2 separate regions of the Homo sapiens genome follow, and region 1 is linked to region 2. A link is a loop called in an ENCODE intact Hi-C map of the cell type or tissue named here. Cell type or tissue: chondrocyte. All regions are shown on one strand. Links, peaks and the distances in the headings refer to the core of each region. The heading gives the core; the rest is flanking DNA. Region 1 overlaps STYXL1 (serine/threonine/tyrosine interacting like 1). Region 2 holds the start of CCL26 (C-C motif chemokine ligand 26).

Region 1 (4,253 bases), core at 254-4,253, 250 kb after region 2:
CTCGGCTCACTGCAACCTCTGCCTCCCAGGTTCAAGTGATTCTCCTACCTCAGCCTCCCTAGTAGCTGGGATTACAGGCACATGCCACCACGCCCAGCTAATTTTTGTATTTTTAATAGAGATGGGGTTTCACCACATTGGCCAGGCTGGTCTTGAACTCCTGACCTCAGGTGATCCTCCCGCCTTGGCCTTCCAAAGTGCTGGGATTACAGGCATTATTAGCCACAGCGCCCAGCCCCATTCCTTTTTATGGCTGAGTAATATTCCATTGTGTGGACAGACCACATTCTGTTCTACCTGTTTAGCTGCTGATAGACACTTAGGTTGTTCGTGCTTTTTGGCTATTATGAATAACACTGCTATGAACATTCATGTAAAAGCTTTGGTGTGGATGTGTTTTCATTACTTTGGGGTCTATATCTTAACCTTCTAAAGAAACACCACACTGTTTTCCAGTGACTGCACCATTTTACTTTCTGGTTCGCAGTGTATGAGGCTTCCAATTTCTCCATGTTCTCACCAACACTTATTATCATCTGTCTCTTTGATTATTACCATCCCAGTGGGCGTGAATAATATCTCAATGTGGTTTTGACATCAATTTAATCTTAAACACCTTCATTGATCTGCAGAATCACAATCAGACTGCATGTAAATTAGATATATGTGACAGGAAGTTTGCATAATTAAGGCTAAGCCAAGACATCCTTAAACCAAGATATCCTGAGGCCAGGTTCTGGCCCAGAAAGAGAAATAGTGTGTGGCAGACTTCAGAGAGCCAGATAAAAGGAGAAAGAAAACAGCATGAACTCTAACTGTTTTTTTCTTTTTTTTTTTTTTTTAAATACGTTTTTTTTAGAGACAGGGTCTTACGCTGTCAGCCAGGCTAGAATACAGTGGTACAGTCATAGCTCACTGCAGCCTTGACCACCTGGGCTCAAGTGATCCTCCTGCCTCAGCCTCCTGAGTAGCTGGTGCTACAGGCATGCACCACCATGCCTGGCTAAATTTTTTTTTTTGTATTTTTGGTAGAGACGGGGCCTTGCTATGTTGCCCAGGGTGGTCTCAAACTCCTGGCTTCAAGCAACCCTCCTGCCTCAGCCTCACAAAGTGCTGGGATTACGAGTGTGAGGCACCGTGCCTGGCTAACTCTGCTTCCATATTGAATTTTTGTTCAGGGAGACAAAGACACTTCCAGAAGGGGCTGTGGAGGATATAAGTGGCTGGGACCTATCTGAGAGATGGCATTGACAGGAAGAATCTGGAATCTGCAGCCAGGCTGAGAGAGAATCTGCAGCTCTCAAGACAGGAGCCAAAGCTCACCCCACAGGGCCTGGCTCAGAAGTCAGAGTTCAGGCCAGGCATGGTGGCTCATGCCTGTAATCCATGCACTTTGAGAGGCCAATGCAAGAGAATTGCTTGAAGCCAAGAGTTCGAGACCAGCCTGGGCAACAAAGCGAGACCCTGACTCAAAAAAAAAAAAAAAAAAAGAAAGAAGGGGGTGTTGAGAGAAGCCTTGAGATGGTCTTGTACCCCCAAAGACTTTTCATTGACCTGAAAGATGCCATTTGAAACAAGAAAAGTTGCCTTGAATGCACAAGTTGTGTGGTTGTGGTTTCCTGTGAATGGGGGCCCCATAGCAAAGTAAGGTCAGTTATAGAATGTAAAGGGGATTATCCATGTTGAGTACCATCTCCTAGGGTTTCAAGGCCTAGCCTACAGTCCTAGGATTGCAGACCAGAGCCCAACAGGATGAGCTTAGGGAAGAAGGGACAATTTCCTGGCCAAGGACCTCCTGGGACAAAAGTCCAGACAGCTGGTTTTATGAAAGGTGGGAGCATAGCGCCACCCCGTGGCAGTTGGTGTGAGTGCCCCCAGCTTCTGGAACGGCACCCACAGGTGCAGTTCTGATTCCTAGAAGCAGAGCTCCCAGTGCCAATGGCAAAGGGTGGTCAGCCCAAAACCAGGGGCTAATGAAGAACACAGCAGAGCCTCAGAGGTTCGATGGAGCACATTGGAACTGACCACGCTTTAATGTTCTGACTTGGGGCTGCATGCTCTCGTGCCACTACCCAATCCCTGGGGGACAGGACAGAGCCAAAAAGGCCTGGGTTTGAATCCTGGCCCCACCACTTATAGGTGTGGTGGTTTAAAAATATGTCCACAACACTTTTAAAAGCTTAAGTCTCAGGCAACACAGCAAGACCCAGTCTTTACAAAAAGTAAATAAATGAGCTGGGTACCTTATCTTGCCATATCACCCAGGCTGGTCTTGAACTCCTGGGCTCAAGTGATCCTCCTGCCTCAGCCTCCCCAAGTGCTGGGACTACAGGTATGAGTCACTGGGCCTGGCTTCCTCACAGCTCTTGATGTTAGTTAGCGTCCTTGTAAGCTGTTCTGCAGATCCAAGTAAAGCCCTTGGTTCCTGGTGCATGGCACACATGGAACTGTCCCCATAAACTTTGTGAAATCAGCAAAGAAGGGAGGGGAACAAATGAAAATAAAGCAAGCTTGCAGCACATTCAGCATTCATCACTAAGTCACCTTGCTTGCTCTCCAACCTGCTTGCTCACAGCTGTTTGATGTGTATTGTCCTAGAATCACATAAGACCCTGTTACAAGAATTTTTTTTTTTTTTTGAGAAGGAGTCTCGCTCTGTCGCCCAGGCTGGAGTGCAGTGGCGTGATCTCCGCTCACTGCAAGCTCTGCCTCCTGGGTTCACGCCATTCTCCTGCCTCAGCCTCCCAAGTAGCTAGCAGGGACTACAGGCGCCTGCCACCATGCCCGGCTAATTTTTTGTGTATTTAGTAGAGACGGAGTTTCACCGTGTTAGCCAAGATGGTCTCAATCTCCTGACCTTGTGATCCGCCCGCCTCGGCCTCCCAAAGTGCTGGGATTACAGGCATGAGCCACCGCGCCCGGCCAAGAATATAGTTCCCCTTAACTGCTCTGTAGGTGACAACTTGAACATCATGGAACACTGTTTTCCCTTTGAGATATTCTTTCAGGTCCCGCGTACTGATGAAACCACTGACATCAGCTGGTCTGACGGGCCCCACAGGAGCTGACTCACCAAAGAACGCAGTTTCCACGTCCTGATTATTTCATCCCCCTTTCCTCAACCAATCAATGACCCCAACTTTCCAGTCCCTCACCCTCCCCAATCCCCTTAAAAACCCCATTCCAAACTCCTTGGGGAAATGTATTTGAGGGCCTCCTCCCATCTCCTTGCTCGGTATCCAGTGATCATGAAGCTCTTTTTCTGACGCAAACCCTGCTGTCTCAGTGTCATTGGCCTGTTCCCGTGCCATGGGCATATGAACCTGTTGGTCCTATAACAAATTTGTTCAATAGCCGTTAACTATTATTCTTGCTGCTGTTGCATAAAACCCACCTTTGCCATCACCATCAGAGTCTGAATCATCATCATCATCTTTTAAGAGTATCTCCAGGGTGCTGCTGTTGTTATCATACACCACGCAGTACTTCACACACTCCAGGTCCACAGACTCCGGGAGAAGATATTCATTATTTTTCTTAAAAAAAAAAACACACACACACAAGAGAGGCCTGTTGGTGGGCAGGTTCGGTTGAGCAGAGACTCCCTGCATAGCAGCACTGGGAGGAGCTAAGACCGCACTCTCTCCCCTGACTATACACACAGGCCCAGAAGCACTGAGACAGTGGATGGAGAGTCTGTTAAATCCCAAGGATCCTCCACAACTGTGTTCCCTTCTGAGAAAAGCTGACCACAGCTGACTGGACCAGAGAGAAGTGCCTGACCAAAGAACAGCTGGTCTGCTGACTGATCCACAGCCTATTAGGTACCCTGGTGTCAGAGAAACCATGGTCAATTGAATTAGTGATATCCTTTCTCATGGGGAGAGTGTTTGGCAGTGGAGATTGAATCCAGAAATACCAGACTGGATGCAGTGGTTTGCACCTGTAATCCCAGCACTTCAGGAGGCCAAGGCAGGAGGATTGCTTGAGGCCAGGAGTTCCAGACCAGCCTGGACAACAGCAAGATCCCCGACTCTATGAAAAAAAAAAAAATACAAAAATGCCAGGCATAGTGGCATGCGCCTGTAGTCCCTACTACTCAGGAGGCTGAAGTGGACGGATCACTTGAGCCCAGGAGGCGGAGGCTGCAGTGAGCTGCGATTGTGTCACTGCACTCCAGTCTGGGTGACAGAGCAAGACCCTGTCCCAAAACAACAACAACAAGACAAAAAACACCCCAAAAAAGGACAGTA
Region 2 (4,421 bases), core at 1-4,000:
GGCTGGTCTCGAACTCCCAACCTCAGGAGATCTGCCCACCTCAGCCTCCCAAAGTGCTGGGATTACAGGCGTGAGCCACCACGCCCGGCCTATTTTATTTTTTTTGAAACAGTTTCTCTCTTGTCACCCAGGCTGGAGTGCAGTGGCGCGATCTCTACTCCTGCAAACTCCGCCTCCCGGGTTCAAGCGATTCTCCTGCCTCAGCCTCCGGAGTAACTGGGCTTACAGGCCTGCGCCACCTCACCTGGCTGATTCTTTCATTGTAATAGAACAGCTTTGTTGGGATATAATTCACACGGCACATACAGTTGACTCTTGAACAACACGGATTTGAACTCTGTGGGCCCACTCATAGGCAGCCTTTTGCCAACCAAAGGAGGATAGAAAATACAAAACTCGGTGATGCAAAAGCTGCATAAATTCAGGGGAAATTGTATGCCAAAATCCTGGCACCAATCCCCTGTGGTTACTGGGGGATAACTGTAATTCACTCTTTTTTTTCTCTTTTGTTAGGGATGAAGTCTCTCTGTGTTACCCAGGCTGGAGTGCAGTGGTGCGATCATACCTCACTGCAGCCTTGAACTCCTGGGCTCAAGCGATCGTCTAAACCTCCCCACCATGTACAACTCCACCAATTTAAAGGCTATAATTATAATTCAATGGTTTTTAGTATAGTCATAGATTATGCAACCATCACCACAATCAATTTTAGGATATTTTCATCACCCCAGAAAGGAACCCTGCACTCAACATGTCATTTAATTGTTAGCCACATTTTCAAGGTTATTCATCATAGCTGATGATTCCTGAGCTCTTACTTCACTGTGAGTTTATTAAAAGTGGGGATTGGCTGGGTCCAGTGACTCACACTTGTAATCCCAGCATTTTGGGAGGCTGAGGCGGGCAAATCACATGAGCTCAGAAGTTTAAGACCAGCCTGGCCAACCATGGTGAAATTCTACTAATAACACAAAAATTAGCTGAGCATGGTGGCATGTGCCTGTAATTCCAGCTACTTGGGAGGCTGAGGCAGGAAAATTGCTTGAACCCGGGAGGGGGAGGTTGCAGTGAGCCAAGATCGTGCCATTGCACTCTAGCCTGGGCAACAAGAAAGAAACTCCGTCTCAAAAAGAGAAAAAAAAAGTCAGGTTCTACCTGAAGCTCAGAGTCACACTTGTTAGTGTGCAGAGGTGGGGTTTCCAGGTTCCCATCCCAAGGCTCATCCTGGGGGTCTGCCCAGCACCCATCCTGTTGCATGACTGATGGGGCCCCAGAAAGTACGTCCGAGAAATACTCACATCACAGCCCGCTGGGAGCAGCTGTTACTGGTGAATTCATAGCTTCGCACCCAGGTCCAGGGAAGGGGCTTGTGGCTGTATTGGAAGCAGCAGGTCTTGGATATGTCACTCCCACCTAAAAATCAGGGAGAGGAAGGGTTTGGAGATACTCATTTCCATCCACTCCCAGGCGGTCCGGGAAGGAACCCCAGGAGGGGAATGGGCCAGCTACGTACGTGTGGCAGTTCCAAGGTGGAGACTCAGGAGGGAGGCCAGGAGCACAGCAGAGGCCAAGGAGAGGCCCATCATGATGCTGCAAATCAGGCCCTTCTCAGGTTTCTCCCAAACTCCTCCTGCCTGATCCCCTTTTATGAGACTGAGACGGCCCTGAAAACAATTCCAGAGAATTCTGTGGTTGGGAACAGAAGCAGCACTTTTGACCCAACAAAGGAAAAGTAAACTAATACTCATAGGAATGAAATTAGACAGTGAAGAAAGATAATCTGGCACTGGGCGTGGTGGCTCATGCCTGTGATCACAGCACTCTGGGAGACCGAGGTGGGCGGATCCCTTGAGGTCAGGAGTTCAAGATCAGCCTGGCCAACATGGAGAAACCCTGTCTCTACTAAAAACACAAAAATTGGCCGGGCATGGTGGCAGGCAACTGTAATCCCAGCTACTCCTGAGGGTGAGGCAGGAGAATCACTTGAACCTGGGAGGTGGAGGTTGCAGTGAGCTGAGATGGCACCACTGCACTGCAGCCTGGGCGACAGAGTGAGACTCTGCCAAAAAAAAAAAAAACAAACAAACAAACAACAAAAAAAAACAAGTGACAGATGGTAGAGATCCCTTTATTGAATTCCATCAACAGGGACAAAAAAAGAAGAGAATTTGGGAGAAGAGCAGGGGCAGGCAGGCCCCAGGGAGTCTGGTTCCCAGTGCTGTTGGCTGAGTCAACACTTTCTTGTTTAAAAAGAAAAAGCAGAGGAAATTAAGTAATATTCCAGTGAACTGAACTAAGTTACTTTATAGCACAATTGGTTGTTGAAGATAGGTTTCTGGCTCTTGGGCAAAGTTTTGTTTCCTTTCTAAGCATTGCTTATCTCTGTGTGGAGCTCTGGATGGTCTCAAGATGTGATCATAGAGTAGCCCAACCTCGACAATGGATATTTAAAAACAGGGTCCAGGCAGGTGCCAGCCCATCTTCTTGGGGCCACACCTGTAGGGCCAGGGCTGGCTGGGGGCATTTGAGAGATCTAACAGATCCCAAACCTGACAGATCATCACAATCACCCGAGGCTTAAAACAAAACAAAACAAACAAACAACAACAAATAATATATATATATAGTGAGAGAGAGGGCCTGGTCAACATGGTGAAACCCCGTCCCCACTAGAAATAAAAAAATTAGCCAGGCACGGTGGCGGGCACCTGTAATCCCAGCTACTAGGGAGGCTGAGGCAGGAGAATCGCTTGAATGCAGGAGGCAGAGGTTACAGTGAGCCGAGATCCCGCCATTGCACTCCAGCCTGGGCGACAGACCAAGACTGTCTCAAAAAAGAAAAAAAAATAGAGATGAGGTCTCTCTATGTGGCCCAGGTTGGTCTTAAACTCTTGGCTCAAGTGACTGTCTCACCTTGGCCTTCAAAAATGTTGGGATTACAGTGAGCCACCACGTCTGGCCATACCTGGTCAATTATTATTATTATTTTGTGTGTGTGTGTGGGGCCAGTCACAGTGGCTCACGCCTGTAATCCCAGCACTTTGGAAGGCAGAGGCAGGGGGATCGTCTGAGGTCAGGAGGTTGAGATCAGCCTGGCGAACATGGTGAAACCCCGTCTCTACTAAAAATACAAAAATTAGCCGGGCTAATTTTGTGGTGGCTCATGCTTGTAATCCGAGCAACTTGGGAGGCTGAGGCAGGAGAGTCACTTGAACCTGGGGGGCAGAGGTTGCAGTGAGCCAAGATCGTGCCATTGCACTCCAGCCTAAGAAAAAAGAGCAAAACTCTGTCACAAAAAAAAAGAAATTTGTAGAGCCCAAAGGTTGCCAGGCTGGTCTCAAACTCCTGGCTTCAAGGCGATCTGCTTACTCCAGCCTCCCAAAGCACTGGGATTATAGGGGAGAGCCACCACACCTGGCTTCAGCCAAATTTTTAAAAGAACTTAACAGAAGTTTGTGATAGTCAGAGCTGTTGTAGGTGGGAAGAGGATAGATGGTGAGTTGCCTGTCACTCAAACCAGGCACAACAGTCTGGATGATCATGAGAGGGTGGTTTGTTTTTGTTTTTGTTTTTATTGAGATGGAGTTTTGCTCCTGTTGCATACGCTGGAGTGCTATGGCACAATCTCGGCTCACTGCAACCTCTGCCTCCCAGGCTCAAGCAATTCTCGTGACTCAGCCTCCCAAGTAGCTGGGATTACAGGCATGCGCCATCACGCCCGGCTAATTTTGTATTTTTAGTAGAGATGGTGTTTCACCATGTTGGTCAGTCTTGTCTCGAACTCCTGACCTCAAGTGATCCACCTGCCTCAGCCTCCCAAAGTGCTGGGATTACAGGCATAAACCGCCATGCCCAGCTGTTTGTTTGTTTTTTTGAGACAGAGTCTTGCTCTGTCATCCAGGCTGGAGTACAGTGGCACAATCTTAGCTCACTGCAGCCTCCACCTCCTGGGTTCGAATGATTCTTCTGCCTCAGCCTCTGAGTAGCTAGGATTACAGGCATGCACCACCATGCCCGGGTAATTTTTGTATTTTTAGTAGAGACAGGGTTTCACTATGTTGCCCAGGCTGGTCTCGAATTCCTGACCTCAACTGATCTGCCCGCCTCAGCCTCCCAAAGTGCTGAAATTGCAGGTGTGAGCCACCCCACCCGGCCTATTTTTTTTAATTAAATAAAAATTAACTGAGTATGGTGGCATGTGCACCTGTAGGCCCAGCTACTCAGGAGGCCGAGGCAGGAGGGTCACTTGAGCCCAGGAGTTCAAGGCTGCAGTGAACTATGATCATGCCACTGCACTCCAGCCTAGGTGACCGAGCAAGACTCTGTCTCTTTAAAAAAAGAATTATTGGTCGGGCCCGGTGGCTCACCCCTGTAATGCCAGCACTTTGGTAGGCTGATGGGGGTGGATACCTTGAGGTCAG

The links. A loop is a pair of places that touch in the nucleus more often than their neighbours do. Peaks named below come from ENCODE experiments on the same cell type or tissue, not always from the same donor. Only the 100,000 strongest peaks of a DNase experiment are listed, where the experiment ranks them.
Region 1: it touches region 2 in a loop (4-fold over the local background); 16 of 110 quality-filtered maps call a loop at or near these places.

Annotation. Positions count from the first base shown.
Region 1 is chr7:76,018,457-76,022,709 of GRCh38, forward strand. STYXL1 (serine/threonine/tyrosine interacting like 1) reads right to left here. Exons shown (of 9, transcript NM_001317785.2): 4 at 3,395-3,536. Among named protein-coding and RNA genes, the nearest start is that of TMEM120A, 26 kb to the left of the region's middle. RefSeq lists an enhancer at 739-1,240. In chondrocyte, for the core only: CTCF peaks have their summits at 1,858 (motif pointing left) and 2,095; no DNase peak of the experiment used is centred there.
Region 2 is chr7:75,770,591-75,775,011 of GRCh38, forward strand. It overlaps CCL26 (C-C motif chemokine ligand 26), which reads right to left and starts at 1,621. Exons shown (of 3, transcript NM_001371938.1): 1 at 1,514-1,621; 2 at 1,299-1,413. The coding sequence starts at 1,586. RefSeq lists a silencer at 2,141-2,435. In chondrocyte, for the core only: no CTCF peak of the experiment used is centred there; no DNase peak of the experiment used is centred there.